Linked DNA regions of Mus musculus: all the other regions are linked to region 2. A link is a loop called in an ENCODE intact Hi-C map of the cell type or tissue named here. Cell type or tissue: left cerebral cortex. All regions are shown on one strand. Links, peaks and the distances in the headings refer to the core of each region. The heading gives the core; the rest is flanking DNA.

Evidence for each region. Peaks named below come from ENCODE experiments on the same cell type or tissue, not always from the same donor. Only the 100,000 strongest peaks of a DNase experiment are listed, where the experiment ranks them.
Region 1: it touches region 2 in a loop (2.3-fold over the local background); 3 of 42 quality-filtered maps call a loop at or near these places.
Region 3: a loop joins it to region 2, with 2.2 times the contacts of the local background. A loop is called at or near these places in 2 of 42 quality-filtered maps.

The regions. Positions count from the first base shown.
Region 1 is chr7:96,665,250-96,675,715 of GRCm38, reverse strand. The region is part of intron 7 of Tenm4 (teneurin transmembrane protein 4); the gene reads right to left. Among named protein-coding and RNA genes, the nearest start is that of Gm15413, 130 kb to the left of the region's middle. In left cerebral cortex, for the core only: no CTCF peak of the experiment used is centred there; DNase peaks (open chromatin) are centred at 2,907, 5,403 and 9,177.
Region 2 is chr7:96,894,528-96,904,993 of GRCm38, reverse strand. It overlaps Tenm4 (teneurin transmembrane protein 4), which reads right to left. Exons shown (of 33, transcript NM_001310762.1): 31 at 8,727-10,341; 32 at 2,007-2,149. Among named protein-coding and RNA genes, the nearest start is that of Gm22226, 20 kb to the left of the region's middle. In left cerebral cortex, for the core only: no CTCF peak of the experiment used is centred there; DNase peaks (open chromatin) are centred at 1,713, 5,745 and 6,209; H3K27ac peaks cover 669 bases.
Region 3 is chr7:96,684,045-96,694,510 of GRCm38, reverse strand. All of the region lies in intron 7 of Tenm4 (teneurin transmembrane protein 4), which reads right to left. Among named protein-coding and RNA genes, the nearest start is that of Gm15413, 110 kb to the left of the region's middle. In left cerebral cortex, for the core only: CTCF peaks have their summits at 2,748 and 5,212; DNase peaks (open chromatin) are centred at 2,479 and 2,764; H3K27ac peaks cover 697 bases.

The DNA.
Region 1 (10,466 bases), core at 1,453-9,452, 230 kb after region 2:
TTAGAAAAAAACAAACAACATCTGTAAGGAAAGTGGTTGCCTCCCTGCCACCACTTCCGCGGTCTTCTACCATAGGCAATCAGGCGGGCACCGGGGAATATGATAAGATCCGCAAAACGTGGCAACGGGAGAAAAGTTGAAACAGATCAAAATTAAAGCCCTCCTGAAGGAATGAGGTTAGAATAGAAGGCTGAATGAGCCTGGGGTTTCTGTTATAGGAGCTTTCACTCCAAACCGAGGAGGGATGGGTGTCCCATCCACGCAGAGGCTGGCTGCTCATGTCCCAGACATGTACATGACTGGCACTCATGTGCTCCTGTTAAGTTAAAGGGCTCTTTGCTTTGAAAATGTACATGATGTGTGCAAGATCTCTGTCACCCTCACTAATGGTGTCCTTCAGACCAGGAGACATGTCAAAGTGCAGATTCTACTACAAAGATGGCACCTGAGCAGGCATAGATATCACCTATCCATCTCGGACAAGAGTCTCTTTTTTTTAAAATATAAAACAAGCAAAGTGCATTTGTTTCATATACACTGTAAGAGATAAAAGATAATCAATTTAAAAGAACAGAAATCGGGCGAAAAGTAAGAGCATAGTTGAAGATGCACAGTTTATACAGATATCAAGGTAAGGAATGAGGACTCAGCCTGGGCAGCGCTTTCAGCTGGAGACCTGCTTTAAGTGTGTCTCTTGTAGGTCTTTCTTAGAAGCCCTGGGCTTCTCTGATGCTCAGTGGCAACAAGTGTGCTCCTTCAGCAAGCTCTGGATGGGGAGCATGGTAGGTCCTGACATCAGTCAGGGTGGACCATTTGCTTAGGTGGTTATCATCCATCCAGGGGGCCAACAGCCTGTGAGGAGTCTCCTTGTAGGTGTGATAAGGATGGCTACTGGAGAGCTACAGGGGGTGCTTCTATCTCAGATCCTCATCACTGTGTCAGCTGCTCCATATATGGTCTCTGTTCATCTGAAAAGCTTGCCTGGCACAGGGAAGGCAATTCCTTTCTCATTTGAAGGGTCATTATTACCCCCTGGAGTTGGAGATATTACCAACTGGACTTGGCTTCCTTACTAGGCAGTGCTGGTAGTATTTTTTAGGGCCATAGATTTCTTTCTTTTGAGAAGGTCACCTGTAATCCAGGCTAACCTTGAACTTGTATAGCTCAAGATGATCTTGAACTTATGATTTTCCTACCTCTGCCTCCCAAATGCTGGGACATTTCACCTGGGTTAGACCATGGTTTAGGAGGTGATGGGGCAGTGTTGGGAAGGAGAAAAGAGTGCCAAGAATACCATACTCACTGCCCCTTTCCATCCATCTATCTGCTACAATCCCCTGGAGACTGTAAGGCTCCCATTCCAACCTCCTGATGGCAGAAGGACATGCCTCTTCTAAGTCTGTTTTTCCAATGTCCCCAGGTCTTCTATAAGGGAGCCTCCAAATCCCAGTCTCCCATCTCCCATTGGTCCTTCCATCCATACACAGATTCCCCTTGCAGGGTGAAGGGTGTCACTACTTTTTCCAAAGCTACCATCATCATGGCTACTCTGCTCCAGGTTGCCCCTGTAAGCAGAAGGCGTGGGGCCATGGTCTTTCTTAATGTACTATTCTGCAGCTTCTAAACTCATAGAGACTGTGGCAGTACACACAGGGCCTGCACAGGTCTAAGCCAGATAAGGTCCCAGTGCTGAGAGGAGAAGAAGGCACAAGACCCATCCCTAACCCAGAATCTATTTCCAATTGATAACCACCCAGAAAGGAAAACTTATTTCTCCAGCAGAGTCTCCCTAGGTATACAAATCACACTCAAGGGCAGGCCATGCCCAGAGATAGATGACCAACACAAAACAAACTCAATGGTATTTTTGGAGGAATTAATTTATTTTCATCTCACAATGCTTTATTTAGGCTTCCCCCCTTATATATCTTTTGCTTATATATTATGGTTTCTGATTTAAGTTTTACATGTTTTCTCTGTGTATGGATGTGTGGGTTTCAGTATCCGGGTGTGTTTCTTGTGCTTTTTCTTTGTCTCATTTCTGTTGTCTGTTTGTTTATTGTGTTTGTCCTATTCTGGTTTGTTTGTTTTTATTTTATCTTATTTTTTAGATGCCCGTTTGTATTCTAATGAGAAAGAGAAAGAAAGGGTGTGGCCTTGGATAGGTGAAGTGCAGAGGATCTGGGAAGAGCTGAGGGAGGGAAAACCATCATCAGAATATACTATACAAAAACAACCTATTTGTTTTTAAAAGTACAATAGAAAGAAAACCAGAAAAGAACTATATTTTAGAAGCCACAAGTGTGGAGGTTACAAATGTAGCTTTGCAATCACGTCCATGTATGAAAGATCACGTTTCCCATTTCCTGGCTGTGTGACTGCATATATTGCATAACTTTTCGAATATCCTTTCCTTCACAATTAATGGTATTAAGTCTAGCCTATAATTATGTCATAACTAGGTAGGGGCTAAGGAGAGGCCTTCTGCACAGGACAGAATCCTAGCAAGAGTCGGTCTTGACATAGAACTGGATCCCCAAGCAATTGTCAGAGCCCGTCTGGTCCCTCTTTGCTCAGGTGTACAATGGAGACTGAGCATCTGAGGCTGGAGTGGGCTTCCTTCGCTGTAGGTCTCAGGTTCAGGCAAGAACATGGTGGAGTGGGCCCTGGGTGCCCCACAGCCAGGGCCACGTTTCTTCCCCTTTGCTCTCAACTGTCCTGCAAGTAGACTTTTATTCTAAATGTACAGATACAAAAATTCAGCAAGTACTAACCACCCTCCTAGGATCTGCACAAAGGGCTAGTCCATGCCTTTAGCCCTTTTACTTATAACCCAGACTCTTTCAAAGCTCACTGGCGAATTTGCACCTCACTGCCTCCCACCAGGCTGTTTTAGACATTCACAGGGTGAACTCAGCTGTCAGTTGAGGTTGGAATAGGCAGGACAAAGAAACAGCCATCAAACTGCTTCCGTGTGTGGTGAGTAATTACAGAATCTGCTAAATTACAGTGATTAGGCATTGCCAAGGAGAAGTCAAAAAAAAAAAAAAGTCTCCAGCAACTTTGGAGACGGGAGGGGGAGAGTTTAATTAAACAGCTCCTTGCTACTGCTTTAATCTCTCCCTTGGAAAAACCCACAGGTTCAGAGGGGACAAGAGGGAGGGCAGAGAAGGACCCAGGGAAATCCTCCTACAATGGCGCTGCCTGGGTCTTTAAAGGGTTCCTGGGAAGTTAGTGATGAAATGAGAGATGGTGGCTTTTATTATGGAAATGCAAGCATTAAGCCAAGGATTTGGACCCATGAGGGAGCTGGTAAGGGGGGTCCAGTTATAACTGTTCCTAAATTCCTGCTGGGGCGAGGCCAAGCCTCAAGTGGCCGTAGATTTTCTTTTGAAGGATTTATTTTCCTTATGTCAAAAGTTCACTACCCCCAGACTTTGTCATTTGGGTACAAAAAAAGTGCTTTTTAAAAAGCCACCAAACATTGAAAACAAAGGCTTCTCTGCCATCTATTTTACCAGCAAAGGTTCTTCTAATTAAATTTTGATTATGAACTGGGGAACACAAGTACATTTGTGGGCTGCTCACAGGATTAAACTTAGACAAAGTGGAACAGCTATGAGCCTCTGTCCTGAGTGGATTTCAATTTTATGAGGAGAGCCTTATAGAGAGGGATTTGCTTCCAGAACTAGAGAAGAGCCCGCTGAGCTGGCAATGCCCAGGAAGGAAGTTCTAGGACTGCCTATGATGTGAGAATCTAGTATCCTGTTTAATCTCCTACTGCTTAACCATGAGGACCAGAGTTCAAATCCCAGCACCCAAATTTGGCAGTTCACAAATACCTCCAACTCTGACAGTGTCTTCTAGCCTCCATACCTGCATACACATGTGCACATACACAAAGATACTCACATATACACACAAACAAAAATTTCAAAAGCAAACAACATTAATATTTAAAATAAACAAACACAAAGCTTGTGACATCAGTTAATTTCTATACTCTGCCTACTTTTTCATATTGATACGATGAACACATTTATTATAGGTATACATCGTATAGTTTTAATATGGTGAAATGATAGTTAAGATTCTTAAATGAGAAAGAAACTAATTGATCAAACTTCTGGAAGCTGCTTTGATGACATTACTTTATTTAAAACCTATGTGTGGCTCCAACAAATATCTTTCCCTGCAACTAGTCAGCTGTCATATAATGAGGGCAGTGGCTTTCAGGTTGATCTTAGCATTCATAGATATGTGCTTTGAGACACTTGTCCTTTCTTTTACACAGAGCTAAGAGTTATTTTTCTTTTGGGTATGTGTATTTTTGACAATGACTTCAGGTCTCTGAGTCTAGTGCAAGAATCCTTCAGAAGATGAAATTCTGTTCATGGGCCACTGTGGGTCCTCAAACAAACAAACAAACAAACAAACAAAACAAAACCAAAAACTCTCAAATGTGATAAATATCACCCTGACACCTAGCTAGAAGAACACCCCACCCTAGAATGATGTGGATCTGAGCCCTTTCTTCTGATTGAAGCAATGATTAAAACCAGGCCCCTAGCAAACAATTTGCCACACTCTGACCGTTTGGAGGCAGGATGCTGTCATTAAAAGGTCATCTTTGCAGCCCAGACTGCATAGGGTCCAGGGGAAGGTTCCAAATGGTTGTACTTTCCTTCTGCTGCACTGCCAACAGGATTTAAGAATCCACAGGGCCTCATCTGTTGTTCCTTAAGCAAACAGCTAATGTAATTTGAAATTTCACTTCATCCTTGTGATGGCTGCTAGCAATCCTCCCAGAGCCCATTCATGCTCCCTTTTAGGGAGGTCAGGGCACTTACCCAGAAGCTCTCAAAGTGCTGGAGTGTTATATGGGTTCTCTCTGCCCACCAATCACAAGGAAGGTTACACAGTACACGGTGATTAGCACTCTGCCCGCACCTTCCAAGTATAGTCTGCAAGATTCCTCATTATCTCTCTTTTACTGTGTAAACACACACACACACACACACACACACACACACACACACACACACACACACTATGACTGCCCATGTCCATAATGCATGTTTGGAGGCCAGAGGCTGATGATATCAGGTGTCTTCTTCTATGGATTTTCCTTATTATTCAAGACAGGATCTCTCCCTGAACTGCACTGATTAGCCGGACTGGCTGGACAGGAAGCCCCAGCAAGCCTATTTCTTCCTTTCCTGCCAGGTGCTGGGATTACAGGCATGACACATCACCAAGTCCAGCTTTTATGTTATTGCTGGAATCTTAATTCAAGTCCTCCTATTTATGCAGCAAGCATTTTTACCAGATAAAGCATGTCCCTAGCCCAAAGCCAGCCTTTTTAAAAGGCATGCTAACACTGAATACCACCAGCAGCACTGCTGCATGACAAAGGACACCCAAAGCCTTGGAGGGAGGTGCTGTAGGAAGTGACTATGTGTGAGCTGGGCTGTCCCATTTTAAAGCACACAGCCTAGAGCTCTGCCTTTCTCCACTATGAAATAATATAAAAGAGATGCAGCGGGGGAACGATGCCTGCACTTGCATCAGATGTATCTAGTGAGAAGTACTGGCCGTGGAGACCTCAAGGAAAGAAAAGGCATTTGCCAGTATCCACAGGCTTTTGGCAAAATGTCATCTTATTTAATCTTGACAAAACACCCAGGGAGTTAGGGTTATTGTCCCCCATCAGTGTGTGGTGACTAGCTTCGGGTCCTGATGCTGCTAAAGGGGTAAAGTCATCATCATTTGCAATGGGAAAGTTTTGCTTCTTAAACCAGACGCTCCCGATTAGCTATGTGACCCTAAGCAGGTTAACAAGACCCCTGCACTTCAGCTAGAAATGATGTTAGGAGCTAGGGATGTGGTTAAGTTGAAAGTGTTCACCAGGAATGCAGGAAGTCCTGAGTTTCATTCCAGGCACTGTGTAATGGCGCTCACCTGTAATCTCTTTACTTGAGAGGTGGAGGCAGGAGGATCAGAAGTTCAAGGTCAGTCTGCCTCTATGGTTATGACAAAAATTCTGGAGTAATGCTGACACCTAGTAGACTGCCTGGCACTTGGAAGAAGAGCTAATCAGATGAACTTAACAGACATGGAGATGGCCAACCCAACTGCTTGAACTTAACAAAACCCACAATTGTGGCAAAGTGAAATGAACAACCTACAAAGCAAATGGACCAAGAAAAACACTCTCCTGAGTTGTGGAGGCTCCAGCTCTGGGAGGTCTTAGGCCAGTTCCACATGACCATGAAGCTCATCAGGCCAGGTTTGGCAATGACAGGCTAGTGGGGGGGGGGGGCTCGCACACGCGGGTGGGGGGCAGAATCCCGGATGTGTTCTAAGAAAATGGCAGAATAAATATCACCAATGCCCAGCTGCCTCACTGGGGGACTGGCTGACCAAGCTAAGTCTAGAAATCTTCTACATCCTAGTTTCCTCTTTTGCACAAGGGAGATGGTACGACAAACATCACAAAGTCACTGGGCTTGGGTTTCAATACAGTTGCCATTGAATGTCCTAAAGAGGTGAGTGGGGTGTCCTGCGAAGACTAGAGCATAAGGAAGTTGGCAACCAATCTCAGGGCACAAGTGCCTGCTGCAGGCAGTACTCGTATAAATCGGGGCTGCAGTGGGCCACGGCGGAGCCTGACTCTGGGAGTGGGGGCTGCTCAGTGCTTCTCCTCTGGACAAGTGAGACTTGTTTTCCTTTTCTGATTGAAAGGACCCTACTCTCCTCAGAAGCAGAGGGAGAAAGAAAAGAAAGATATTACAAAGAAGTTACCCAGTCCCTGTACCTAGGTGGGGTGCAGTAAAGCATCAGCAATTACTATTATAATATAGGTTTGGGGGGGTTAACATGCTGAATAGACTCAACATATTATTATTCCTCTTCCTGTATCTACTTCATAGCCTTCAATTAAGGCACAATTAAAGATTAGCTGAGGTTACAAGGTTGGCTGCCCACATTTGCTTTCTTTGTTGGCCTGTGCTCCTTGTTACTTTTATTCAAGCCCCAGGCAAGACATGCGAATACTCTCCAAACTCTCGACCCTGGTAAAGGCAGATGAGATTTTGCAACACCCAAAGAGTGTTGCTGTGGATTCATTCGATTTAAGTCTTAGAGGCAGCAGGGAGACCAAGGAGCTACTGAGGAAGCAAGGATGCAGAGGGTGATAACCCCAGCTGGCTTCTGAAGTGTCAGGGACACTTCTGGGTCTGGTCCAGGGTACCCAGACCTCTGTTCCTGTAGTTCAGGGTAGGAGCACCTATCTGTGACCAGAAGAGACACAAATGTGAGTTCCCCTCACCCTGGCTGTGCTTGGGAAGAGGTCAGGGACCTTACTCAATCTATTTCCATCTACCGACTGCAGGCTGGAGTTTATAATCCCTTCATAGGAAAGGGAGATCTGCTCATCGGGCTCCTAGCAGCAGGCACAGTAAAGATTAGACCTCCCTTATGTCTCTGAAAACTACTTCTAAAAGTAATAAAAGGACCGTCTTAACTACGACATGGCACAGGGCAGGACTTTTGCCAGTGACGGAAGCACTGGTCCTCATGGTGAATCCAGCCCTGGAAAAGGGAACAAACAGAGGGACACCGCTGGAGGACCCTCAGCACAAAGTCCCATCGGGGACTTCTACCCAGACCCTTTTACCCATTCCATAATTTCTTTACCATTTGGGGGTTGAACTAGAAGAACTAGGGGCTCCTCTCCACTCATGCTGTGAGTGAGTCTTTGGTGCAGTGGGGACCGCTCCGGCACATCCCATGAGCTCTGCCTACTTCCCAGAGTGACTAGCACACAACTGCCTCACATGAGGTCAGATTTCACATACTTCAGGGATCCAGCCACTACCTTGAGAGCGCTCACCTGATCTGCTTTTATATGAGTTCATAAAGTAGGCGGTGGGAGATGTGTTAATAGTTTTCATGAGGTGCTACGGCCCAAGATCAGGAGATGATATGAATTATGCTTTGTGTTAAAGCCTGCTTTAATTCTCTTGGGAGGAAGAAACCAGACATATTCCATGTGGATTATTTTGCTTTGGTTTGTGGCAGGGGGTGGGGGGGGGGGGCAAGAAACTTTTGATTTACAGTGTAGAGGGGATTGTGTTATTCTGGTTTTGTTTGTGTATCTGTGTGCACTTTGTGAGTGAGGAAACACGTGACTTTGAAGAGTTTCTTGACCCCTTGGAAAGCAGGAAGGGGAAGGTGGGAACTAAACATCTATTAAGCCCTAGGAACCTTTTAACTCCCTGGGCCTCTGCTCTGTGAGTAGAGCTGTTGTACTCTGCCCACTTTACAGGTGAGGAATGGACTCAGAAAAATAAGATACTTTGTTTGAAGCTAATGAGCCAAGCAAATGTGTTTAATTACATAGTTAGCATGCTTTGTTCCACTTTGTGTGTGTGTGTGCGTGTGTGGGTGTATGTGTGTATGGAGTAACTGTGTGTGGTATATGTGTGTGTGTGTGATGTGTATGTGTGTGGTGTGTATGTCTAGTATGTGTGTGTGTTGTTGTTGATGTTGTTGTTGTTGTTGGTGGTGGTGGTGGTGGTGTGTGTGTGTGTATAGGAAAAAAACAGAAAAATGATACTGAATGCAGAACAAGAGCTAAGGAGCTTGGGCAAGAGGCAGATATCTGGTCCACAGAAACACACAGGACAGACTTCCATACCTTCTTCAGAAAGTTCAGAGGCATCGCTGTGTCCTTGCACGGTGCACTAACATAGAGTCTGACACATACACTAACACATGTGCAAATAGGTTTAGATAGGAACCATCCCTCTGGCAAAGAAGTTCATACTTCCACGTTCCAAAGAAATACATGCCTCAAGAAAATTGTTAATATGTTTTTAAAATCCTGTCCAGGGAGTTATAGGAGCTGAATTCTCGTCTAAAATCGACTGTGGTTGGACAGACCCTCTGAACCAGTCACCCAGTGGCCTGAAGGCATCGCTTGCTCCCTTGAGACAGTGAAGTTGTGCATCCGGTGCTATCTCTAAGGCTCCTCTGAGTTAAAGTTCTGTGATTCCATCTGTAAAATCCACTTAACCTAACAGCTCATTCGCCAGTGAGGGACAAATGAGGTGTTATAGGGCTGCCTTGCAAGTTTCATGTGGGCAGTTCATCTCCTTCAGCTAGGAGGTGAGTTCCTGGAGGGCTGGAATGTGTCTTAATGTCTGGCGCCCTGCACATGCCCACAACTGTTAGTTAAGTTGGAGTGTGGGTGACATGAGGATCTTGTCATTCCTGGTGCAATCTCAAGAAAATGAACTTGGGAGCCAGAAAATACGAGGTCTTAATATAGCTTCACTCTGAGCCCTGTTTTCCTCATTTATAAATTGGGAGCAATAATGGCTTCCTTACAGGGTTGTTTACTGCTTATTATTATTGCCAAGTTAAGTATTTTTATTGAAAGGAAAGTGAAAGAGAGAAAATAAATAAAAATCTTAAAGGGTGCAATTAACTCGGTAATGAGTAGCTTTATTAGGCTAATGGCAGCTGTGTAGATGTACCTGTGTTCTCTTGATATGCAGTTTGGAGGCACTGGGGAATGGGGCTTGCTAGTCCCTGGAAGACGGTCATCTCTTAGAGACTAGTGGATAGTGCAGTCTATGTGCCTCGAACTATTATTCTACACGGTTGTCTGAGGCAGGGATCCTCTTTCTCATTCTCAAGATCAGGAAATCGAAGTTGAGGGAGGTTAGCTAACTTGATAATATCAAGCAAATGCTAGGCCAGCAGATGTGGTAAGACCAGAAAGCTCAACGCACGAAAATGCAAGTGCCCACTAACTTGAGCATTTCAATATCCACTGCTCTTGCCTGTCAGGAGGCATTGTGCGGGAGTGAGCAGGTAGCTGGGGAAGAGGGGTACCACCCAGCTGATTAGAGCCCGCGGGTCTGACTCAAGATGGAGCCCCTAAGCTGGAGACAAGGGAACTAGAAACTGCTGTATATTTTCACTCAGCTGCAGAGATCCCTTAATTAGAAAAGCACCGTTTAAAGTGCCCTTCAAAACCCCATCTCTTCTTCGGAAATTATTTTTCATCATTGTGATTTTTTTTAAAAATGAGGTTGGAAATGTGGCCCAGGGCATCTCCGAAACTGTTGTTCACAAACCTGCAGAAGAGTGCTTTGTGCATGAAGGGCGCGCCTAAATCCTGGGCCTCGGAGGTCTGAGGGAGAAGGAAGAGCAGAGTGTTCATGGTCCTCCCTCCACTTGGCAGTGAGAGCCGACGGTATTTACATTTGCAGAATTTCAGAACGATTGTGCTACACAAATACCAGAAATGTATTGTTGTACTATATACAAGTCTTGTGAGAAGTTCCCAGGAGGGTACTAATGTAAAAAAAAAAAAAAAAAAAAAAAAAAGCAAACAAAAATAAACAACAAACAAATGAAATAAGGGGCTGGGGAAGTTGTTCCATCTGCAACAT
Region 2 (10,466 bases), core at 1,547-9,546:
TCTTGCTTGTTCTACCACTCTGCCCTCCCATTATCCACACTTCAAGGAGGATTTCTGCCCCACAGTGCCTCCTTGGGCCTCCTCAAGTACCCCCAGCTTGGCTGCTGCGGGGTCAGGTTGGACCCCGTTGGTTGGTGTGCCATCTGTCTGCCCCTCCCACTCTCAGGCAGCACAGGGAAGCTGTGCTCAGGGCTCCAGGCTTCATCAGCAAATCGGGGCACAGGCTTTAGAAATAGACCCATCAGCCTCCCATTGAAATTAAGTCCTCTTTATAATTAATAGAACCCTGTCTGTGAACAATTATTTCCTAGAGTTTCACAAAAGCTGGAGTACTCAACAACAAAGATCTCCAATGCTTGCCAAGGGCAGAAATCAATAATTCATTGACAGGCGAGGTTGGCAAACAGGCAGCCAGGGAAGGGGACTCTGGAGAGTACAGCAGAAACCTGGAGGGGGAGGAAGTACTGTGTGGCTGGAATTTGCTTGGGGACAGCAAATGCTGGGACATCTGGACCAGGGGCTGGGGTCGGGTCTGGGACAGGCTAGGGCAGAAAGAGGATGGGCTCTGTGGCCAGGCAGACTTAGGTTCATTGTCACCTTCTGTCATTTTTCAGCAGAACACCTTTAAGTAAATTTCCCTGAGCCTAGCCTCTTTATGAAATGAGCTGTTTACATGGTTCAGTCACTGAGTCACTAAAGCACCTACAATGTGCTAGTCTGCATGCTGGACACTGACTGAGACCCTTAACCTGTAACTTAGCCTGTTGGGATTTAGAATCTAGTGAAGGAATAAGAAAGAAAACGAAGGTGGAACAGAGCACACCACCTGAGCAGACTCATCTGCAAGTCTGGGAGGAGGTAGCTCGGATGAGCCTAATGGATTTAGCCTGGAACAAGAAATAGGGACATGGTACTGGGGGACTGGCTCAGTTAGCTTACCCACAAGCAGAAGGACCTCAGCTCAGGTCCCCAAATACCCAGGTAAGGAGCCGAGCATGGAGGCACATGGCTGTAACATCAGGGCTGTGGAGACAGGTAAAGGCAGACCACTGGACCTTTTGGCCAGCTTGTCTGAATCTGTGAGCTCCAGGTTCAGAGAGGGACGCACACGAACGCAATGTCTCTCTCAAAAGAGTGGAGGTGTGTGTACCGAGGTAGGAGGAGCAGGAGGGGGAGGAAAAGAACCGGGGTGGCTGGGTTTCCAAGCACAGGATCGGGCCATGTGACATTGGGGCCGCTCCCCGGAGTTTACTGTCTCTGAGCTGGCATCCCCTAGGCTTGGTTTCTGCTAACCCACCCTTGCATTTCATGGGCCACAGTACCGGGCTGGACACAGAATCCAGATACAGAATTTATGAATGGAGGCTGAGGTTGGCATGAGCAATACGTGAAGTGATCAGCAGGTGTGACGAGATTGTTATAAAATTTTTTTCCCAGCCATATAATTCAGAGTCTTTGAAATTAGGTCATAAAAGGGAGATAAGAAAATGTAACTTTTTTTCCCCCCTCTTATGGCCCTGCTAGTCACGCTCAGCCAGATGACACGAAATGGACAAACCTGGGTTTGAATGGTTGCAAGCATTAATCCTGTACAATGAGAAGAATAACAGCCTGGCATATTTGTGAGCTAACGTAAGTAGAATGTTACTCAAAGCCAAGTTCATCGGGTGCTCAAAAAAGAATCCCATCTGCATTCAGAACACTCCTTTTCTCTCAGGGCTTTTGCCCGCATAGTGACAAAGGCTGGTTATTTTTTGTTGTACTCTGAACACGGTGGATTATGAAAAACTCTTTCATGCAGCCTGTGGGTGTCCATGTGCTGCTACAGTTGGGTCCTTGGGGCCTGCCTAGCCATAGTTTTCTGTCTGTTGAAAGTTGTCTGGTAGGGATCATGAAGGCACTGCATCCCTCAGTTTCCATCCCTGGCTTGGTGTTCCTGCACAATTGGTGGGGCCCCTGCGTCAGGGTCAGAACAGCCAATGTGTGGCTGTCATGTGGAGCATTACCTTGCTGTTGTCCCATTCCTGAGTTTTCATCTGTGTGTGTACGAGCTCGTAGGAGGGTTCCATGGCATCTGTGTCTGGCTTGGGATAGCCAGGTATCACGTTGTGCAGCTGGAATCCAAAGGTGAGGAGCCAGCTGTTGACATCTGGGTGGAGAGAAGCAGAAATAAGCTTGGGGAGTAAGCAAGCCAATAACCAGGGGCCACAAGGGGAAGGTGACAGAGCTGACTGCTACACTTTATGGAAATAATGTCCTGGTTGGTCTTAAAGCCAACTGTGCTGCTGGGTCCCAGCAATCCCTCTGCCAGGTGCATGCCCAGAGTCCTCCTCAAGGGGGTAGATCCAAGAGAGATGAAGCCTAGGCAGCGCCCAAGCTTCCAGATGTCTTCATGACTCTCACCCCTCATCTGCTTACCCAGAGGTAGTGCCCTCCCAGAGGATGCAGCTCTCCCAGGCCCACCCCCAGCCCCGTCAGCAGTAGGAAACCCTTGCAAAGGTCAGTCAGATCCAAGAAAGGATTTTAATGGCTGACTCTGAAAAGAAAAAAATTCACTTAAGAAACAAGCTGCCCCTCCTTTCCCCACCCTTTTTGTAGCCTCAGGCCAAAGCGCTTCTGGGCATGGTGCTGGTTGGTTCAGATCAAAGGGCTTTCCTGTTTGTCTTTTCTGACAGCACAAGGAAGTCACTCGACCTCCCAGTGCCTTAGCCTGCCTGCTTCTAAGCTTATTAATCACATTCCTTGGAGTTGCGAGTTATAGATAAGGTTTTTCGGTGGGCATTTGACTCAATGAAGAATGGAACCAGAAGTCTATGATCCTGGGTTGGTAGAGTGCTTGTCCAGAGTGCATGAAGACCTGGGTTCAGTCCTGAGAACTCCGCAGAATGATGCCTGAAATTCCAGCACCCAGGAGGTGGAGGCAGGAGGAGCAGAAGTTGAAGGCTATCCTTAGCTACATGGTGAGTTTATGGCTAGCCTAGGTTACGGTGAAATCTATCTCAAAAGAAAGCAAAGCAAAACCGAGGATGACAACAGACCATCTAGGTAACCAACCAAATAGAGAAACCAAAAGCCATGACCTTGCATGGGGGTTGAGGTGGGCCACAAAGGAGACTCAGAAAACTAGAGTGGGGTGGTGGTGGTGTACAAGGTTTTAAGGCCTGCCTCGGAGCCAGGTGCCTTTTGTTTCTTTCCAACAGAAACACATCTCTGCTGGGAGGTCCCATTGATGACCTAGGCCAAGGAGGAAGTGGCCCCCTCTGGAAGCTGCTGAGAGGGAATGATTTGTGGGTGTCAACAGTTGTGTTCATGATACTCCTGTGACCCATGTATCTCTCCCATCTAGGCAGCTCACATTTGACCTTGCCTTATTTGGTTGATTGGTTGGTTGGTTGGTTGGTTGGTTGGTTTTTGGTTGTCCTAGGCCCCTCCACTAGGACCCAGGTTTAACTCCTCACTCAGCCTTGCTGCGAAGATCCAGATTGTAAACAGGAAGGGAAAGAGTGTGGCAGTTAAGGCCACACAAACCCACATGCTGGCTTCTCAGGGTACCAACAGTGAACTTGGAGAATCTTAACTTCTACTCTGTAGCAGAAGCAGTTCCAAGCTTGCCCCTAAAACATTGGATTTAGTGTATAATATCCAGATCAGGTACTAGCTCACGGTGTGTGTGTGTATGTGTGTGTGTGTGTGTGTGTGTGTGTGTGTGTGTGTGTGTGTGTTTCTGTCATTATGTATCCCAAGATCCCTGTTTTTTAATTTATAACAGAGGCTTGGAAGGCTTTTGTCCATGGCCCTTTTCTCACTTGAGTTTCCAGGAGTCTTTCATCCTAGGATTCTCTGCACACAGATCTTTGGGAAATTAAAACAAACAGAACACACACACACACACACACACACACACACACACACGGAGAGAACACCTCACAAAGCCCTTTTGCTTGAGGCTGAGAATGTGCATAGGGATTTTGTGGTTATCTGGAATAGCGCTCAGTCCCTAGGAAAGCAGGGGGCACAGGAGAGGGCTGGGCTTGACCTATGAGTGATGGAAGACAGAAGGCGGAAGCTTTGCTATCATGTCTTTCAGGAAAATGTCAGAGATCTATTTATTAGCTAGCTTTCCTACCAGGCTTTTCAGAAGAGCTGGGAATTGTACTCTTACAACCTCAGGGGCAAGTGCTTCCTTCCTCTTGAAAAGCTCCGTGAGTTACCTGTCAGTCCCAAAAGGCACTGCTGCCGCAGGGGAGGAATAAAACACAAGCGATATGAAGCCCTTTCACCAGCGCATGCCTTTGTTCTTCACAGAATGTATTAGAATAAACAAAAACAAAAACCCCAAAACTGCTAAGTATTCTGAAGTCTGACACCACAGGTTCTAAGGCTGGCTTCCCAGTGTCTTTGTGGAAGGGTTACTTTATCAATCCTGAACTTCGCTGTCTGTGTGGGTTTCCCCCAAGCGCAAGTCTCAGGCCAAGACTCAGCACGATGATGTGTGACACAGACCCATGGTGGACATTTTAGGGTCGCCTCCCCATGATCCAATTCTGCACTCTTTCTCTGTTGGACCATGTGATCCAGGATCATCCAATCAGTGCATTCTGTCCTCTTCAATCCTGGTAATTGCTCCATTGTCTCATGACCCAGGCCTACCTAGGCGGAGTACACCTCAGGACCTTTGAGTATGTTTGAGGATACGGTTAGCCCACAGAGAAGGTAAAAGGTGAGGTATAGTGAGAGTCAGCAGAATCACATTAGCCACTGCAAAGCATTTCTGATGTTCTGAAAGCTTGATTGTTTAGATGGCAAATATCTTTTTCATGTGCCACAGGATCCACTTCGTAGGTAAAATCAATTTTGGGGTCATGACCAGTATTTTTGTTGAAGTGGAATACACTAGACTGGAAAAATATATAGATACCAAACTTAAGGACTGCTGTGCAAACCTTTGGTTTTAGTGTTTTATAGTGATATAAAATAGATTTTTTTTTTCTTTTTCGAGGTAGGTTCTCACCTCCTATTCAGGCTGTGTAGGCAAGAGTGACCTTGAACTTCCCATCCCCCAGCCTCCACCTCTGGAATACGGAGGTTACAGGAATGCAAACACAACACCTACTTTATTTGGTGCTGGGGATGGAGTCCAGGACTTCACACATGCTAACAAGCACCCTACAGACTGAGCTACGTTTCTAGCTCCACAACTCTTTTTCTTAAGGTGGGCTCACAGTCAAGGACATTTGTGAAAGGGGGCATGTGTTCCATGAAGGCAGGCGCCAAGCCTTCTTCCCTTTTGGATCCTTAGCGTGGGTCTGGCACAGAGAAGGGATAACCAATATGATATTTGCTGGATTTAACTGTCTGGGAAATGAAACACAAACTGAAAATGTAAGGTGCCCCTTGGATAGTTGAGAGCTGTGTTAGAAAGCAGGATTTAGAGGCTGGGTGATTATCACGGGAAATGTTCTGAAACCAGAGAGCCCTGTCCCGTGTGACTCTTTGCAGACCCTTGGTCCTCCAGGGTCTCACGTGTCTCATCTGTAGAATGCAGATAATTGTCTGTCGTGATCTCACAGAGCTGTTGCCAGGCTTAAAGGAGACCGTATCTGCGAGTGCTCGGCAGGGAGTGTTTAATCACGCCAGTGCTGTTCTGGAAGGAGACTATATGCATATGGTTGTGTACAAAGGAAGAGGGGGAGGGCAGTAATTTTTGGCAAGCTTTAACAATTTTTTTATGGAAAATTACATTTCCTATTACAGTATTTTTTTTCTCCCCAGCTATAGTAACATGCCAAAATGTCTCACAGGAAACCCACTGGAGGGTGAGGCAGGGGGCGTGCTTTGTGCAGACAGATGTAATGGAAATGTCATCCTAGTCTGTCAAGGCTCTGTAGTGCTAGCAGCCAAGTTGAGCATGGTAAAGGCTGGCAACGCTGTCAAAATATATGTGTTTACCCCCCAGGTCCCAGGTATGCTTCCATGACATCTGTGTACCACCTTGGTCTCCTTCTAGTCCTTGACTGGGACTCTTCCTCTTAATAGAACAACCTAGATGCTTTTTCCCCTGGAAAAAAGGGAATTCTCCTATTGCTTTCAGCTATAGCATCTGTGAGCTAGCCACAATGCCCTGTTTCCAGTTTTGTGAATGTTGACCCCTCTCTCCAGAATGCCTTTCTCCCTACTACTTGATGCAACCTATACAGGAGCCAGCCTCGAGGATCAGCCGCTACTCCCTGAAGGCTTCCCAGAACCCTGTGGGCAGAGCCGGTTGCTAGCCTTCTGTGATTTAATGGCCATCTGTGCAAATCTTCCTCATGGCCCCTCACGATGGACCAGAGTGTGCATTTCCTCTGATAGTGAGGAATTCTGGAGGGCGGGAATAATTTCTGTATTCTCATGTCTGGAACCGGGAGGGGTGGGGTGAAGGGAACAGTTGCAAAAAGGGGGTGAATGGCTCGATCACGAGGTTAGCAGGTTTTCTCAGTGTAAATTCTCACAAGGACCTGGCTGGCTTTATTTGGATCCCACAGAGCTCTCCCTGTGTCGCCTGCTGAGGGACGGTAGCAGTCTGAGAGGTCTGCAGGACCCTTGAGACACTCTATACTCAAGTTGGTTTCAGAGGAATGAAAGGTGACTTTCCCTTTAAAGCAAAAGGGCAGAAAGGGAACCAGCATGAGCTATGTTAGGTATGTGTATCTCACGTCACCGTTGGTGGTGGTGGTATGGATGTGTGTGTATGAACATACATATCATACATACATACATACATGCATACATATAATATGTATGGTATGCATGTACACACCACCACCACCACCACTACCACATACACATTTTGAGATGTGGTGGTATCACATATCCCAGGCTAGCCTCAGACTCACTAAGCAGTCAAAGATGATGTAGAACTCTTGATCACCCAGACTCAACCTCCTGAATGTTGGAATTTAACCCAGGGCTTTGTGCATGTTAGAAAGTACTCTACCAACTGAACTCTGGGTGTTTTCTTAATCTTCTAGTTTATCTTTGATTGCTGACTTATTAATGATGTCTATTTGTGTCTGATTCAATTTTTAAACAACAACAACAACAACAAAAAACAAACAAACAAACAAAAAAACAACAGGATCTTCAACAGCCCAAACTGGCCTAGAACTCTCTCCTGACCCCTATATCTCCACCACACCCTTGGCTTATCTGTTTTAGTTTTTAGGTTTCTAATAGTTGCTCTAGCATAACATATAAACATTTATCCAAACAGAATTATTAGTAGGTATTCTAACTATTTTATTTATCTTGAGACAGGGTCAGGGTCTTACTATATAGCCCTGGCTGGCCTGGAACTCATTATATAGATTAGGCTAGCCTTGACCTCATAGAGACCCCTGCTTGCCTCTGCCTCTGCCTCTGCCTCTCTGCCTCTGCCTGTCTGCCTGTCTGCCTGTCTGCCTGTCTGCCTGTCTGCCTGTCTGCCTGTCTGCCTGTCTGCCTGTCTGCCTGTCAGCCTGTCAGCCTGTCTGCCTCTCTGCCTCTCTGCCTCTCTGTGCCTCCTCTGCCTCTCTTCCTGCCTCTCCTGCCTCTCCTGCCTCTCCTGCCTCTCCTGCCTCTCTCTCTGCCTCTCTGCCTCTCTGCCTCTCTGCCTCTCTGCCTCTCTCTCTGCCTCTCTGCCTCTCTGCCTCTGCCTCTGCCTCTGCCTCTGCCTCTGCCTTCTCAGTGCTGGGATAACAGTGTGAACCACCATACAGACTGTGGTATTCTATTAAACTAAGCCCAGGAAACTAAAACTTTGGAGCAGTAAAATAATATGTCACAGTTAAGAAATGGCTGGTCCATTCCCTTAGCTCTGTCTGCCTCAAAAAAATCTGTACTTTCCATCATCATAAGTCAAAAAATCTGATTTTATTTTAGACACACCTTAACCCATATTCTCATACCCAGCTTGATTTCCATTTCAGAAACTTCCAGAGAGCATTCTAAAGGCTGTTTCTAGTGAGGCATTAGGATTTTATGGAGAAATAATTTAGAAACGTAGGTAAGTAAACCAAAGAGCACTTTTTTTTTTTTTTTTTACTACAGAGTCTCTTAGAGCCTTCATAAACTGAAGTGTAGTATGAAAAATTAAGAATGGCCGTCCTACCACAAGAACAGGGCCCACAGAATCAACTGACCAGGACTCAAGTGGGCTCATGAAGACCAGGGATCCTGAATAGGTCCGACTTTGTCCTCTGTTATGGTTGTGTAGCTCCGTGTTCTTGTGGGATTTACTAATAGAGGGAGCAGGGACTGTTTCTAGCTCTCTTGCCTGCCTTTGGGACCCTTTTCCTCTTACTGGTTGGCTCATCAGCCTCAATGTGATGTGCCTGGTGTCACTGCAGTTTGTTTCGCAGTATTTGGTTGATGTCCCTGGAAGGCCTGCTCTTTTCTGAGGGGAGGTGAAGGTAGGGTGATTATGGGGCGAAAAGAAGAGGTAGGGAGGAAAGACTAGGGATAGAGGAGGGAGGGAAAACTATAGTCAGGATAGAGAAAATAAATGAAAAGGAAAAGTTTTCTAAAAAAAAAAACAAAGGCGATAATGGTGGTCATTATTTTCAGAATAGTCTCCAAACTAGTGTTTCTTTTCATAGACTTTGGGAGATGATGTCTTTAGAGATAGCCAGTGTCCCCCATGACCCCATACCAGTTTTCTCAAGGAGCAATGGGGTAGGTCCTGACCTCGGGTATACCTCAATCCTCACCTGTCATGAAGCACTTGATGTCCTGAGAGTTGCTGATGGGGTTGTTGTTCTTAAACATGTAGAGATGAAAAGGCACGATGCTGTTGCTACTCAGGCGTTTCCAGAGTTCATGGTCTGGGCTTGTCCAGCGTCCAGCCAGCACATCATAATCCCGTCGGCCCATGTGGACAAGCTTGGTGAGTGGATCATAGAGGCCGCCGTGGTAGCCGATGATGATCTGGAAGTTGGGGTTTGTGTCCATGTAGATCTCCCCATAGGCCGTGTATAGGATCTGCTTAATCATCAAGCCAGTTCCACTGAAGACAGCAAGCGGGGTCCCGATGTTGTCACAAGCTATGTAAAACTCATCGCCACTGCTCAGCTCCATGGCAAAGAGGTGTCCTTGCAGATCATAGTAGAGGGATGTAATCTCAGAGCTGGAGTGGTTGTAGAGGTGGGTGACCTTGGTGGGGTTGGTCAGGTCTGCGTAGAAGAACTGCAGGTGGTGGCTGTGGCTGCTCTTGCTGGATACTCGGCGTCCCAGCCCATCGTATCGGTACCTGACACTCCACCCACTAGCCCGGTTGTAGGCTTTGATGAGCAGCCCGGCTGAATTGTACTCGAAGACATCCCCACCCCGCTGCCTCAGGAAGCCATCCTCATCCATCTTGTACTGTACATCACCCAGCCTAGTGATGCGGTCACGGAGGTCATACCGTAGTGGTGTGAGCCGTGCGCTGTTCCCAGGGCTCAGCAAGTGTAGGTTCCCATTGAGGTCATAGCTGTAGCGCCAGAGTGGCTTGTCATTGATGGAGACTGTCTGCAGCTGGCCATCAGCATCATACTCATAGGAGTAGCGGGTAGTGTTGGCATAGGGTCCCACCTTCAGCTCCTTCTTCACTACCCGTCCCATGTTATCATACTGAACAGTCATCCAGTACATGAGTGACCGGAAAATCTCATACTGTACTTCCTTCATCCTGCCATAAGCATCAAAGTGCTTGGTGTGGGTCATGACGGCTGTGGTAATGATCTGGTTGATGTCGTAGTAGATGACACCAAACTTCCCAAACTGCTCTGTCTTCCCTGACACATCATCATAGCGGTAGAGGTCAATGGGCAGTGGGGTCTCATTGATCACAGCCTGCATGCTAGTCACACGGAAACTGTTGTCATAGTTGTAATCAAAACGGGCATTGACCATGCCTTCTTCCGTGAAACGGAAGATCTGCCGATCAATCAGGGGCCCAATCTGACGGTAGCGGATAGTGCAGGTGAAGCCCTCATTCTGTAGGTTGACAGTCTTCAGCATCCCTGCGGTCTCGTCGTAGGTGAAGCTTACCTTAGTGGTGTCATACAGAGTCTCGGCCAGCTTTGACAACTTGCCATACTTGTAAATCACCCGGCGGCCGGTGCCCAAGTAGAAGGTATGTAACAGGTGTCCATCCTCAGTGAAGTCCTGAATGACTGAGGCGTTGCCTTCCGGGGGCTGGTAGATGTTCCTGTAGTAGCCCACTGAGCGGATGGTCTCCAGCGTCTGCCGGGCTACGTTGGGCATGGTCACAGAAGAGAGGCGGTCATTCTTGTCAAACTCGAAGATGTACTGCCTCTGGCTGTGGAGATGAAGCACCATGGACTGGAGGGAGAAGAAAATCATAGATGAAGGAGGTGGGAGAAGGAATGAGAGCCCAAGTACCCACAACTTAAAGGAAAGAAACGGAAGGCTTAGAAAAGTGGTGTTCTGCATCCCTACGGCCTTCC
Region 3 (10,466 bases), core at 792-8,791, 210 kb after region 2:
CAGGCTTGAGCACGTAAGACTCCAGTTGTCAATATCAGCAACATTATTCCGACCAACAACTTCACCTTTGATCTGTCACATGTTTAGGGTTTGGGTCTTTAGAGCCCAGTCTCTCACCAGTGGCTTCCTCACTTGAGAGTGAGTGTGTTTGAGATGGAAGGTCTGGCACCCTGAGCCACAAGAACCCTGGGGTAGGGACCCAGGAATCTGACTTTACAGAGCCCCTGGGTGAGGGATGCATGGTTCAGTGTGAGAATCACTGGTCCTATAAATGGTGCATAGTAAAGGAAATTAACAAGATAAATAAGTGCAATGAACAGTTAGCTGAGAGTCTGACAAACCTAAAAACACAGGGCTAGGGCAGAGCTCTGTCTGTACGAAGCACGTGCCCCATGACGGTGGAGAGCAGCCTGCCTTGGGGCAAGGAGGGCTATGAGGAGGGCTTTTGAGCACAGTGAGCCATGCTGTGTCTGGGTGCATAAAACCCACCAGTACACTTACTGAGCACACACTGTGTGCCAAATGATGTTCTGTGCCCCATACAGATGAGAAGACTGAGATAAATATTTTATTTAGTCCTTTCAGTTACCCAGAGCAACATGTGTTAAAACCAAACCAAACCAAACCAAACCAAACCAAACCAAACCAAACCAAACCAAACCAAAAAGCTGGTCTTGGAGTGGATAATGTGAGTTCCTATGGGAATGTGGTAAAGCAGATTCTCTTTGCAAAGAAATAAAGCAAACTTCGCTGTAATGATGGCAGGCCTGGGAGTGAATATTTCCCCTTCACCTAAGCTACTCTCACAAGGCTGTATGATTGGGAAGAAGTCAGGAAGTTAGAATCCAGTCTAGGATTCTACCATTTAGTAAACATACAACCCTGGACAAGTCACTGAACCTCTTTGAGCCTCAGTTTTCATATCTGTGAAATAGGAAGGGCATTTGTTCCTGAGATTATAGTACTACAATGATACCAAATTGGCAGTCGACAGGACCAAAATATATTAATGGAAGATATATCAGTCTTGACCTTTTATGGTAACGAGATACAAAGTAAATGTGGTGGGAAACTGGGGGAGTAGGTTAGAAGTAGAAGGGAGAAGGACATGATTGATAATCTATCCAAAGGGGACACATTCCAAGATGCTACCTGTAGTGCAAAGTCTGGGTTGGGCTCTGAGGTACTCCTGCCTCCCAGCCTCTTCTCTCATCAGCTCCACTACAATACCTTCTCCAGCCACGCGACCCCCAAAGGTCAGGAATGGTGGAGGTGGTTCAAGGGACTGAAACATCAGTGCAGGAAAGGAGGGTCCCCAGAGACCATCGAGTGTGGATGAAGCCCACTGTGCCCTGAAGATGCTGAAGTCCTCGGTCAGAAGAGAGTTAGCACAGTTGTCCCTTGAGGGGAGAGGTGAGACCATGGAAGTCAATCTGACCTGGGCAGGTCGAGTATCCACGCCTCTCTCAGTGAACAAGCAGCCTTTGATGGAGAAAGTAAACGTGGCTGGGGGCCATTTGCTGTGCCCAGCGCTCCTCCAGCAGCACTTTCCATTTGAGACAGGACTCCTACGTAGCTCTCAAAACTATGTCCGAGGTTCTCAACCTGCGGGGTCATAACCCCTTTGGGGGTCAAATGACCCTTTCACTGGGGTGGTGTATCAGATATCCTGCATATCAGACGTCTACATTATGATTCATCACAGTAACAAAATTCCAGTTATGAAGTAGCAACTAAGTAATTATATGGTTGGGGGTCACCACAACATGAAGAACTGTGTTACAGGGTTGCAGCATTAGGAAGACTGAGGACCACTGAACTATGTAAACCAGATGGACTTTAAACTCAAAGGGATCTCCCTGCCTCTGCCATAAACACACGCACGCACACACAGTTGTCAGGGTTCTCCAGTATCTTCTCTTATTTTATATGTGCAGAAACCTTGAACACTGGTGTCTCTGCTGACTCTCAGAAGGCATAGAGAGGTTCCTGTGAGTGCTGAACAGAGCCATGGATGACAGAAAGGTACTGGGCCTTGGTGTCCCACAGCTCTGAGGTCAAGTTTTGTTTCTTCCACTTACAAGCTGTGACTGTGGGTCTGGCAAGGTGTTTCCTGACTGCTCTTTTCATGCATGCTTTCACACACACACACGCACAGACAGGCGCATGCACATATATATATATATATATATATATATACATACACACACACATATACATGTACATACACACATACACACATGCATTCACACATATACACACACCCATAAATAAATGTAAAAAATTTAATGTAGCATTTTTTTAAAACCTCTATGATATCCATCAAGTCACTGACCTTCAGAGTTGCAGTTTTCTGGAGATTTCTTTCTAGAGAAAATACCTACCATATAAGGGTGTTTTGAGATTCAAATGAGATGCCGCATGTGAGGTGCTCAGCACAGTGCCTGGCATACAGCATTTCAACTATATGCTATTTTCTTTCCTGCCCTGGGGACTAAACCCAGGGCCTCATCTGTGCAAGACAAGTGCCCTGTCATGGCTCTACATCCCATTCCTGCAAACCATAGCTGCTAGTCCACAATAATGATAAAGGCACATGAATGAATAAACCATAAATAGCACTAAATGTCACCATGGAGATGACTTCAGCATTTTACACAGAAGTTCTAAAAAAAGAAAAAAGAAAAAAGAAAAAAAAAGAAATGCAAAGGAAGAATAGGGAAATACTGCACAGAAGGGCAGCAGGCAGCAGGCAGCGCCCTTTCCCTGTGGCTGATGGATTTCACTGGGACCAATCTTCTGGCTCCCAGAAGCCAGAAAAGCGCCTGGAGTTCAACACAGATCAGAAAAGTGACCAGAATGCCTGGCCTGGACCCTCCGAGCTATGTACCTAAGACTTCAGGGTTTGAAAGGGAAAGGGTCCTTGATGCCTTAGACGAGCCTCTCAGAGCAAGTGAGGACCGATACCAATCTCTCTCTCCTGGGCTCACGGGAGGCCCTGGGGGAGCCCTCTGCTTGGTTCAGGGACCGATCGGCCCTCATATAAAGATACACCCCATCCCTGATGTGTCAGTTTCAGGTGGTGGCTGGTTGAAAGAGCACAGGGCGCAGCCCAGGAGTGTCACAGAACAGCTTTGGCCTCTGACAGGTGATGTGACATCAGGGCAGGTTGCTACTTCTTCAAGCCTTCAGCTGCTCACTCACTTAGAAAATGTGTATGTGATAGAGACGCCAACTAAAGGTAGAGAACATGGTCACAGACATGGTCAAATTGGAGATGGTCCATCTAGTTAGACAGCACCTAGGGACATGAACTGTGCGTGAGGTTATCATACATACTAGTTCACACAGATTGAGGGCTTACTAAGTGACAGACACTAAGTGCTTTACTTCGGAAATCCTGTAACAGCTCCGAAAAGAAGAGACTATTGTTAGTCCTCACAGAAAGCACTTGCTCACACTTAGAAAACTATTAATCGACAGAGCCAGAATTTGAACTTGGGCAGACTGGCATCAAACCTGGAGTGTGAAATCCTTCCCTTGTGTCCATCAAGTGGATCAGGACAGGCTAAGTGCACCCAACAATGTCTGCTATACAGGGAGGACCCGACAAGTGTTGATGGCTATCATCCTTATCACTTTGTACTCCAGCCCCCGGAGCACCCAGAGGCATAGAGAGTGGCAGTTTGAGGTCTTTAGCTCTTGGGGTTCAGAAAGAAAGCATGAGAGGTGACACATGGCCTGTGTCACAGTGGTCACTCCAGGCTGAGAATTAGGAGTGTGCATGGTGTCAGAGGCCTCAGAGAGCATGGTGCTAGATGCACTCTGAATCAACAGTGTGGATGGTAGAGGTTGGGGGTGGGGCATGGATAGTGAAGCAGGCCCAGGTGCTGGCTGCCTGGATGTGAAAGACTAGAAAACAGGGTTGTCCCTGGGAAGGTAGGAGCTGGAGCTATGGCCACGTTAACACTGGCGGAAGCTTGGAGGCTGGTGGAGGATGTGGAAGTGGGTGGGAAGTAGAGGCACAAGCGTGCCCCAGAGCAATGGCAGGGTGCCTTCCTAGGAAATGGTTTGCAGTGGAGTAGGCCACTCTCATGAGAAAAAAACAAAAAAAGCATAAACTTTCATAGCTTTGGCTCAGTCGTGAGACCCAAGCACAGAGACCTAAAGACATCAAAGATAGCTTCAAGAAAGAGTGCCAGGTCAGGTGCTCCAAACGTGCCAACTCTTGCCAAACCACAGACAGGTGCCCAAAGCTCTCTTTGCTTCAGAGTTAATGATGACCCTACTGTGCACTGCAGTCATTAATTGGGCCCTGAAGATCGCCGTCTCTGAAAGATGATGGTATTTAATTATCATAAAACACAAAAACTCTAGTTGCCCGAGCATGCCAACAGAAAGAATTATTTGGCTTCCATTAAAATGCCATCGACCACCACTGACTCGTGGGATGGTGATGCAGAGGCGCCGGGTGCTTAGCTAATGAACCTTGGCCTGCAAGACCAATTTAGACAGACCAGAGAGTTCTTTGTCACCACAGTTCACGGCGGCATCTGACAGCCCCGCTTCTGATCTCAGGTCGGCCTCCTTTAAGCTGTGGTGTCACGGACAATTTATTTGACTTGAGTTTTAACTTTGTCACCTGTCAGAGGTACACGGTAGTAGCTGGCAAACTGCAAAGTCCCGTGCTACAGTTAGAGAGAGCTATCATTAGTATCACGTTTCTATCTAGAATGGATTCCAATCTAAAAGCAAGCCGTGGTGTGAGCAGAGGGTGAAGGGCCGCTCTTGGGTATGTTTTCTGTTCATTCACTTTCTCCCTGTATGCAATGTCTGTTGTTCACTTTCACTGGCGTCCCTTAATGGCCAGTGTACAGGAATTCTCAATGGTATTTTGTCTGACACACTAGTTGAACATAGGGAGAGGGAAGGACCTGGGGGTGGGGTAGCCCCTGCAGAACTTTTCATGCTGGGAGGAACACAGAGCCTTCAGGTTGCAAGATGGTTGCTTCGCTCTCTCATTTATGTGAGGCAGAGGAAACACCCAGACTATGACAATGGGTGCATTACAGGTTAGAACAGCAGGGCAGTACATGTCAAAGCCCCACTGTATGGCACAGTGCTTCCCTCTTAGGGGGCTAGAAATGAGGAAGGGGTGTTTCCCAGAGTCCTGGTAGCTGTGCTGGCAGGACACAGCCAGGGAAGCTGGCAAATGCGTATGGTTTGTCCCAGAAGCATGCCCCACAGTGGCAGAAGTCGGGTAGACAGCTACTGTATGATTTTCCTGTTTGTTCCACTCTTGGTTGCAGATCATTCTCTGTCTCTGACTGCATGCCTGAGAATGTCCTGCCCCTGAGCTGACTTTCAATAGGTTTGGCTCACTGTGAGGTCACTAGAATGCTTGACACAGAGGAAAGCTGACTGAGGGAAGATGCCTCTGCTCAGTCCAGTGCAGTGCACTCACGTCGTGGTCCCCACGTTTCTCCAGGTTACCAAGCATGCAGATGCAGTTGTCTAGGAAACTTCGAGGAAGAACAAGGGCTGGAATTGGGTGCTTCTGCCCAATGTGGTCAACAGGGAGGCACAGGATATTCAGGCCAGCGGCTGCTGTGAGCAAAGCCTGTGGCTCAAAACAGCCAAGATGGTGTGGGGACCTGAATGCCTGGAGCAGAATTCTAGTGAGTGGTCACAAAAAGAAAAATCTGGAGTCTGGTGGTGGTTTTACTGGTGTTCAGAGGAATCACTCTGACTTCCATATTTTTAAAGTCAATGGTAGTAATAATAACGAAGTAAAAGCCTCAGGCCATTAAATGGACCTGCAGTTCCTGTCCAGCAATGGATACCCTGCTGGATCAGGACTCAGGATGGGGTAGGGTGGAAGACCCTGCTCTCTCTAAGCAAGCAGTGTCCCAAGACCATCAGATAAAGAGACACACAATTAGCAATGTTCTCTACCCCCAGAGTGCTAGTAATTGACAAGCTAAGCTAAGGTCGTCACAACCCATGTTTTCTAAGTGTGGCTAGGTTGGTAGACTCCCATCTGAATGGGGTAACTATCGTTCAGTAAATACCCACCTATACATGACTTTTGTCCCTGTCAGCAGCTAAATGGCTCTGTGACCTTGAGTAAGGCACCTAATGTACCAATTTCTTGGACTGATAAAAAAAAGGAAGTAGAGGGAGACGTCTCTAATTCTAGGATGCAAGACTGAACCTGAGATGTTTGCTCATTGGCATCTGGTTGCAAAAGATACTCCCAGCATGCTGTGTGTGGGATGTACTGTATGGCTGGATACCAAAAAAAATAAATAAATAAATAAATAAATAAATAAATAAATAAAAGAGAAACATAGCCTGCTCCCTCCTTCCCTTCTTCCTGCTTCCACGTCTCCTGCAAGCTTCCCTCAGGACCTAAGTACTGATGCTGGGGACAGAGGTGGGTTAGACAGGCTTTCTGCTGTAAAGTTGTAATAGACTTGTTGAAAAAGGCCAGCTAAAGCCAGAAGCATTGGTGGTGGCGGGGACGGGGACGGTGGGCGGGGGGGCATCATTTCTGGGTGTATGCATTCCTTTAAATCTATGTCTACCTCAGGGCGGAATTTGTTCTGGGAGAACTTTGTGGCTGTCAAGTGAGCTTTCCTTCCTGTCACTCTCACCTCCATAGCCTTTTCAAAAATGGTCTGACCCATAAACAGTCAGGTCAAGGCCTAAATCAACAAAGGGCCATAGTTGATATGGTAAGACAGGAGTGATTGCGTGTGTGTGTGTGTGTGTGTGTGTGTGTGTTCAGCAGGAGTATGATGTCTTGGAACAGATACATATTCCATAGAGTGCATAAAAGCACTACAAATGAGCACAAGCAACTGTCAGCCGGGGTTGATAGGCGTGGCGTGGCTAGTGGAAGTTCACAGAAGAGGGGTCATCTCAGACATTGGAGGGTGACCCCCCCCCCCGGGCTATTTACTGGTTCCCTGGCTTCCTGAGATTGGGAGGGTCCCATGGGGACAGAAGGGGGATCCCTCCTATCAGCCTGAAAATGAGAGGGTTTTAAGAAAGTGTGTGTGTGTGTGTGTGTGTGTGTGTGTGTGTGTGTGTGTGTGTAGGAGCCTGCCAAGAGCTTAGGACTAGCTTTCCAAGCCCCGTGGCTTATGTCCACCAAGTCTACCTGCCAGGAAGTTAAATGCCCAATTACAGCCCCTGTAGCGGAGCTCTAGACTGAAGAACTTCCCTTTTAAGCGACTAACTCATTCATGACTTTGGACGGGCCTTAATTTGTCTATGAGGAAAATGCGATTGCTCCATTCAACAGAGGTAGTTAGACTCTGCCAGGCTTTGATAGTCTGATTCCTAGAGGCTTCCCCTTGCTCCTCTCACAGAATGTCCTAGAAAGAAGATGTCAGGATGAGCAGCCCTGCTTCCCTCAATAGAGGAGTGGATTGTCTCCGTGGAGCATTTGACAGATAAGTCAGGACCAGTCCAGGAAGTTGAAGTCAACAGCAGTCCAGCTTAAGAACCAGCAAACGGGGCTGGCGAGATGGCTCAGTGGGTAAGAGCACCCGGCTGCTCTTCTGAAGGTCCGGAGTTCAAATCCCAGCAACCACATGGTGGCTCACAACCATCCGTAAGGTGATCTGACTCCCTCTTCTGGAGTGTCTGAAGACAGCTACAATGTACTTACATAAAATAAATAAATGAATAAATCTGTTTGTTTAAAAAAAAACCAGCAAACTGGGTCATGCGATTACCTGCTTTCAAGTCTGTGGGTGACTCCACTGACCCCTGGATAGAAGCCCTCACCCTGCAGCCTGAGCTCCATCACTGCAGGATAGTACCCACACTCTCCACCCTCTCCATGAAAGATGGCAAGGGCAAGACCATCTTAGATGCCTCACAAAGCTGTGTCAGTTACAGCTTTGCAAATGCTATTCTGATTGGATGGCCATATTCCCTTCATCACCAGGCTGACTCTAATTAGAAGCTGTCTACTCCAGGAAGCCCTCTGTGATGCCCTCTCCCTAGTTTGAGGTAGAGGCTCTTCCTTCAGGTTCTTCAAGCCACCATAATTCTCTAAGTCATTGACATATTCTCAGAGCACATGAGCACACAGTTTAATGGGAGGAAGGAGGCCCACAAAAGGTTTTTGAAGTGCCCAGTATGTAGGAGGGGGGAGGAGGTTTGAACCCAAGGCTGTTCAGCCCTAACCATGGTGCTCATGTACCGCACGAGCCTGCCCTAGGATCTCACATCCTTTTAACCAGCCTGTTGCTATCGCTTGGGTGTGCCAGAGTTTATCACAGATAAAGCCATTTCTTCAGAATTTACTGATGGAAGTAAAGGGGAGGGAGAGAAGGGAACATGACAGATGTGAATTTTCCTCTTGAGGGTGCTCTCTGGGTGAAGAGAATTCGGAAACATGACCTGATAAACTGCCCTGACCTTCAGCACTAAGGTCTGTTTCTACAACACAGGCTGTTGCCTGCAGGAGCTCTGAGAACCATGTCTTTATTTCTTTTTCATACTGTCTCCAGCTGCTTGTGAAAACATAAAGTGTTTACAGCCACCTCAGTTACCAGCTGTGTCCCCTGTGCAGTTTGGAGAATATCGGGTCAAGTGTAAAGAGAGGATCACACTGCCTGGAGTACCAAAAACCCTCCTACCTCCTGACAGTTGCCATCAGCACTCCAGTGCTGAAGCCCGTGATGCCGTGGGCCTCCCCCAAAGGAACAGTCCTAACAAGAACACCACCAAGAAACAGACATTATTTTTGCTTTAAAGACTGGGAACCTGGAGCCCTGCATGGTTCTGTAGTTTAACCAGTTGTCAAAGCCCATAGACAGAGACTCTTCAAGCCTGGGTTCAGAGGCCGACCCAGGAACCACCCCAGTCTTTACACAGCTAGATGCGAAACCTTGAGGCCCAACCATCCAACCCAATCAAGTCTGGTGGCATCCTGCTCACGTGGTAGACACCTTTCTCCTTTAGGACCCAACATACCTGGGAGAAAAGGCCAAAAGCATTCAGCTAGTTACCCAGGCCAGAGAGGTACTTTTTATGATTCACTACACATCATGTGTGGGCTTGCTTTCTGATACTTGTTCAGGATATTGTGGGCAGGTATTAGTGTCCAGAAGGCCAGTCATACCGGAAACAGGAAACATTCTTGTCCTCTTGTAGCCTTCTGCAAAGTGTACAATTCTGCCCCCAGGTCACAGAAATGTATCACTAATACCAATAACGGCCTCAAAGTATCAAAAGGTAGGGCACTGTCAAGCACCATTGGTATCCAGTGCCTTTAAGGCAGCAGGAGGAACACAGAGCTGTGTGTTAGGAGGCTGGCCCAGGACAGAAATAGCTGTGAACCCACACAAGTGACCGAGCTCATCTTGTGGCATCTTCCTGATGTGAAACATGGAAATACTAAGTCCCAGGGGGCAGCGTTCACAGAAAGCTAGGAAAATGAGTGCATGACCCATCACATCTGCCCGCCAGTTTTAACTATATTTATCATTACATTCCAGAGGGAGAGACTGAGGCACACACGGGAGAAGTGTGCTCTTGCTCCATTGCTACTCAGTGCACAGGCAGGACTGCACACGCCTTTAGTTTCACCTGCCTGTCCTGGCGAGGGCAAGGATACTCCTCCCACACTTACCGTTCCTGTTCCCTTCCCCTGGCAGGTGGGAGGGGACCCTGTAAATGGCATTGTTTTCACTTGTATTTGAGAGTGGTCTCTTCAGTGCTGCGCTCTGGTACACACAGCTCCGGGAAGTGATGCCAGGTCTTTGCCCTTTGATAGCCACGGCATCCAAGGTGACAGATTGGCTAAAAAGGAATGAGGACCCAGAGTAGGGTCTCAGGGCATGTGAGTACCATGACTCTGTATCCAGCAGCTCTCTCTCTCTCTCTCTCTCTCTCTCTCTCTCTCTCTCTCTCTCCAGACTGGCCACATCACAGGTCTTTTTTGAGTCCCTGTTTCCCCGAATCAGCAAGGTCACTGATTCTGCTAACCCGATTTTGATTCAGAAAGTGTGCACCTGGGCTCATTCCCCAAGAGGATTCTTTCCTTTTGGCTGTGGAATATTTTATTTCTCCAATTTCAAAATCTACTTATGTTAAAAATCGGAAGAGAAAGAAATCCAATCAGCTCAGCTGAGGTTTGCGAAACAAATAACGCAGCCGGCACAGCACCTTAATCAAACAGTTATATTCATCGCCACAGTGATCAGAGCTCTGCCTAATTTATGCCGCCCAAGGTGGCCTAGAAAAATGCCTCTTGTCAACATTTGCAACCAACACCAAGACAGCCGCTGAGGAGACAGCGTGGCTATCCAGGCCTGGCATCCTGAGAAGTCAGGGCCCCACGTGGACTTGAGGCGTGTTCCTCAACCTAGACTCACACCTGAATGCCGTTCTGTATGTTTTCTTTTGGTTTTGAGAAGAAGAGAAAGATGGAAGCATTTAATCTG